Regions from separate parts of the Mus musculus genome. Here region 2 is linked to region 1. A link is a loop called in an ENCODE intact Hi-C map of the cell type or tissue named here. Cell type or tissue: gastrocnemius. All regions are shown on one strand.

Region 1 (2,500 bases):
AAGAGCCAGTATCTTCCCCAAAGGTGTCTGACTGCCTGGGAGTCACGTCTTGTGCCCTCATATGCTGGACAGAGGGGCTATGACCCTTTGGGATACTTGGAGCACCCACTTGCCCAGCCACAAGGTGGTCCAGAGGAGCTGTGGAGAGCCCTTCCCCTCACCTGAGCCTCTAGTATCCCCACTGGGAAGGCAGAGGCAGACAGGGATCAGAGCCACTCTGGTACGCTTGGATAGGTGAGAGATCCAAGCCACAAAGCAAAGCATGGTACCCAGCCATCAGGCCAAACTGAGCACAGGTCCACCTGCGCCTTTGGAACTGAAAACCTAGAGAGGGCAATAGAAGGGAAGGCCCTAGATCTCACAGAGGCACACCACAGCTTCCATGTGTTGCCTTCCTTCATTCATGGCCACACCAGCCCCTGTTCCAACTTCTGAGATAGTGTCTTGGGTCCTGAAGGGTACCTCACCTCCATCCACAAAGCAGTGCTCTCTGGTCTATCCAGAGGTCAAGGCAGGGCAAGCCCCTAGGCTGGAACTGAGTAGTGAGGCTAATGAGAGTGGAGAGAGCCTTGGTGTGGGGTCAGCCAGGCGCCCCTGCTTCCTACCCAGCAAAAGGCCAGGAGGGCAGCAAGCCCTGAGGCCCTGAGGCCAAGATCAACCGAGGGGGATGGGGGCAGGAGTAGGGGAGATCGGCCATCCTATGGAGGACTCCTCCTAGGCTTCTGTGTTTCACCTAAGGCTAAGACTCCCCAAAGAGAGCCCTTTATCTGGAACTATGGGCCGAGCATCTCCACTCCAGTTCTGGCTCGTCTGCCTCCCGAGAACCATGCAGGGGGCGGGGGGAGGACCAGGGGGTACAGAATAGATCTAGGCTGAGCTCACTCTGCAGCACGGACTCAGAGAGGAAAACAGTCACCCTGACACCTAGCCCGGCTCCACACGGGGGAGATAGAAGGGAGTTCAGAGACCTTGCAGAAAGCTAAGGAACCAACAAAAACCAGAAGGGAAGAGAGACAAACCGAAGCCTCTGAATAGCCAGGACCTCCCAAGGTAACTTCCTTCCAGCATCCCTGCACATACCAGGGGACCCTGTCTAGGGACTTCTAGCTGGGTCAGCATTGTGGAGTCCAGGGGACTGTTATCAGGGGACCTGCTCCTCTAGAGATGCGTGCCACCTAGGACCCTGAGGGGACTTTTTTAACACCACTGTGGCCAAGATGGCGAAGTTCAGAGTAGGTCCTCCTGCGCCCTCTGCTGGCCACAGAGCAGACCTGCCTGTGCTGGCTGGACCCCTCAGACACCCTGAGCCGGCCAGGGTGGAAGAGGATATATTTGGTGTCTGGACATAACGATGAGGCCTTCTGTAGAACTCAAGCACTTGGCTCTAGGAGGGTGAGCGTGCAATGTCTGTCAGAGACAGGTGTGAGTGTGTCTACAGATGCTGAGTGCAAAGTGGCTAAGGCAGGAGGATCACGATCCTGTCTGGGCTACAGAGTGAGCCTGCATGGCTTAGTGAGACCCTGTCTCAGAATTAAAAGTCTAACTCAAGAGTAAAACAATTGCCTAGCATGCATGAAGGCCTGGGTTCCATCACTAGGGGTTCAGGATACAAAGTGGTCTCTGCTGGGTGGGGGATCCAGCACCGGGACATGGGGACAGTAAAGCGGCTCATGGAGGTATAACTATGGCTTTGCACTGAGGAAGAGCAGAGAGCCATGAAGTAGCTGGCATGTTTAAGAACACAGTGGTTTATCTGCACCCAGGACCTAGGATGGAGGCAGACTTCAGAGCCCAGCATCCCTGAGTCTTTTATCTATGGGCAGCAGAGACTGAAGTTGGGAGCCTCATTATCTCGCCAATGTGCTGGGAGACGAGACACGGAGACTCCAGTGGGGAGGGCCAAGCATGGAGGAAGAGGGTGGGAGTCGCTCCAGCCTTTGTCTGGAGAAGGGAGGGCAGAGCGGTCCTCTGAGATAGCAGGGAAGAGTCTGGGCAGACGGAGCATACAGGTCAGGAGGGAGTCGGTGAGTCTGGGCTCTGGATTTACCGTCCACAGCATCATCTTCAGCACAGCTGAGGCAAATGACTGCAGGCTGGCAGGACACAGCTGCATCTCTATACTGGGGTGCCATGTGGGGTTTGATGCATGCGGCAAGGCAACTGGAATCTAGCCTTGACTCACTTTCTCTTTGTCCCTGTTTGTCTCCTGTGACGATGGTATGACTACCTTCCCGGTGCCCCTTCCTCCTGTAGATCTAGGATCATGATGGGAGAAGGAAGACATTGAAAGTTAAGAGGGACAGAGTCGAGAGGCAGAGCCCTGCCCACAAATCCCAGAAAAGCCAGTGTGCTGCTGTGTCTGGCCAGGCAGGATCAGAAAGAAAAATGCACAGCTCACCGCCCAGGGAGCCTGGGAATAACAGGCCCCTGGATAAAAGTAGAGAGAAGCAGCTCATGTCTGGCCCAAGCCACTAGGTGCCATGTTAGCAGACCTGCTGCG
Region 2 (2,500 bases), 220 kb before region 1:
TTTTAGACCAGAAGCTCTGTGGGTTATTGCATCCAAACTACCTTTCCCGTCATTCTAGCCCTGCTGTCTGGTACAGTGCTTTGCATACAGCAAGTGCTCAGTAGGATTACAGGTGGAGGGAACAGCCAGGAGCCTGCTGTATACACGCTCTTGATAGGGCAAGAAGTTGGAAGATCGTCTAGATTAAGGGAGCATCATGATGAATGTGTTGCTGTGGACCAGGCTTCATCCTGGAAAGATGGAGCGTGAGAGCTTAATTTCCAGCAGACCCTGAGAGGTAGACCTGGCTGTGCCAGTGGGAAAACAGGACAAGGATGTTGTCACGCCAGACGGGAAAGCTGGGCTGTGAGCTTAGCTGCCCAGACTAAGGTCTACCATCCCCACCCACCAAACTGGTCTAGCACTAATCTCCCGATAGCCAGCTTCAGGAAGGGCCTGCATCTCTGCATTCTGAGTGGCTGTTCACTGTGGAGACCTTCCTGTGTCAAAGGGTGAAGAGGCCAGTCCCCACAGTGCCTTGTGGGTAGCTCTGGTTCCCAGCTATGCTCCTCTGATATATGTCTAGGAGCCCTGGGATCCTCTCCACATCAGAGGAGGGCAGGCTAGCTGCAGTGGACTGTCTCAGGCTTGATTGCACAGTAGTATTGTTGGGCCTAGCTCCTGCTTCTTGGCCAGTGGAGGTGGTGGGCCCTCTTGCACCAGGTTGCCTTAAATCACGTAGATGCTGAGAGACACATGGCACTGTATTTCTGGGGTGTTCTCCTTCCTCAGATTTGATGGAACTGTCCTCTGCAGGACAGGATAATGCTTGCTGTGTAAGCTGTCAAGAACCCCAATGGGGGAATTTCATACAAATTCCTTATCATGGACATGCATTGTAGCCCAGGGATGCCAATGGTTGGCTGAGGTCACATGGCCAACTGATGATCTGGGCAGGCTGTGTTCTGTGGTTCGTTCTATCACAGGACTCATATGGTCCCCAGGACACCAGAGGGTGATTAGAGATGGATCCTAGTCTCCCACCTGCTTGAAGAGATAGATTTGTCAGAGGCACAGTTGGGAGAGACCACTAGTCACTGCTGCCTTGCTTCCAGAGACCACCAGCAGGTGGTGCTACTTAGCTTCTAGGAAGAAAAGGACCAGCCAACGTGTCTGAGAGTAATTGGAGCCAGAGGCAGGCTTTGCGGGTGAGCTCGCACCCTGTGCTTGAGCACCCAGGGTCAACGGAGGACCTGAGGGACCCAGCTAGGCTTGTTCTGATTCCAAATCCTTCTGAATTTATCATCGATGGAGCAGCACTAGAGAATTACTCATGCTGAGTGAGTGACCTAGAGAGATGGAATACATCCATAAAGACTTTCAATATGGTGGCACCTTGCTACAACTGCTCATCCTTCTGGGCTTTAGGCCAGTTTCTTTATCTGTTTCATCTCAGCTCCTGGCCCATTCCCTCATATAGCTTCAGAGAGATGGCCTAGAGCCTGGCCTGGATCGAGATATTCTCTCTCTCTCTCTCTCTCTCTCTCTCTCTCTCTCTCTCTCTCTCTCCAACCCTCTCCCTCTTTCCTTTTCTCCTCCTCCCACACCTTTCTTTACTCTAGTCTCCAGGGACCCTGCAGGTCTAGCTCCACCCCCATTACCTCATCTGCAATGTGGCAAACCAATACCAATGGGTTTCTAGGATGTGGTTTCCATGGTGACCATGCATCTCCTGCCTCCTGGTGTTCAGCCCTGGGCAGGTTGCCTTGGAGATTCTCACCTCATTGAGAAGTGATTTGTGGCTTTTTTTTTTTTTTTTTCTATATTTCAGCAGCTTCTATTTAGGGACAATGGAGCCCAAATGGTTCTTTCTCAATCATAGTAAACCAGGATGCCTCTCCCAGAGCATTTTCCCAGCCATGATGTCCCAATGTGTTTTGTTAAAACAAGGTTTCCCTGCAAACATCCCCCTCTTATGCTGTCACTGTAGTTTTAGGATCGGAGCTTGTACACTGGCAGCCCTAAGGAGCTAGGCTTAGCCACCCATCCTCCATAGATCGATTACAGAGATAAGTACCAATGGAAGTGGAGAGAAGAGATGCACACAATACGGCCACCCTGAAAGGAAACAGACAAAGAGGTCCTGTGACCCTCAAGTCCACACTTGAAGCAATAACATGTTGTTTCAGTTTAACTAAAGCACTAGAGGTGTGCATAGTGGAGTGACCCTGGCCAGGGCATGTGGTCCGTCCCATCACCCTTGTTTCTGCTCCAAGTCTTTTCTGCAAGGTGGGCAGACAAGCAGTCAGAGTCGTGATCAATTGCTGGTGATGGCCAGGTTCCTCCTCTGGCTACATCACACTTCAGTCTTTTCCTTCTACCGGTGTGAAGTTCCCCGGGGTCAGTGGTTTGAATAATAGTCTACCAGCCAAGGGAGGGACACCATCTCTCTTCCCAGTATCTTTGTTCTGCCAAGGGTTTGTGCAACATCATGCACAAAGCACTTCGGCAGCCCCAGGTG

Evidence for each region. Hi-C counts contacts between places; a loop is a spot of excess contacts. Peaks named below come from ENCODE experiments on the same cell type or tissue, not always from the same donor. Only the 100,000 strongest peaks of a DNase experiment are listed, where the experiment ranks them.
Region 2: it touches region 1 in a loop (7-fold over the local background); 15 of 42 quality-filtered maps call a loop at or near these places.

The regions. Positions count from the first base shown.
Region 1 is chr10:61,876,749-61,879,248 of GRCm38, reverse strand. The region is part of intron 18 of Col13a1 (collagen, type XIII, alpha 1); the gene reads left to right. Among named protein-coding and RNA genes, the nearest start is that of Gm40674, 33 kb to the right of the region's middle. In gastrocnemius, no CTCF peak of the experiment used is centred here; a DNase peak (open chromatin) is centred at 1,243.
Region 2 is chr10:62,100,882-62,103,381 of GRCm38, reverse strand. No RefSeq gene overlaps it. Among named protein-coding and RNA genes, the nearest start is that of Fam241b, 8.9 kb to the left of the region's middle. In gastrocnemius, a CTCF peak has its summit at 1,100 (motif pointing right); DNase peaks (open chromatin) are centred at 1,116 and 1,704.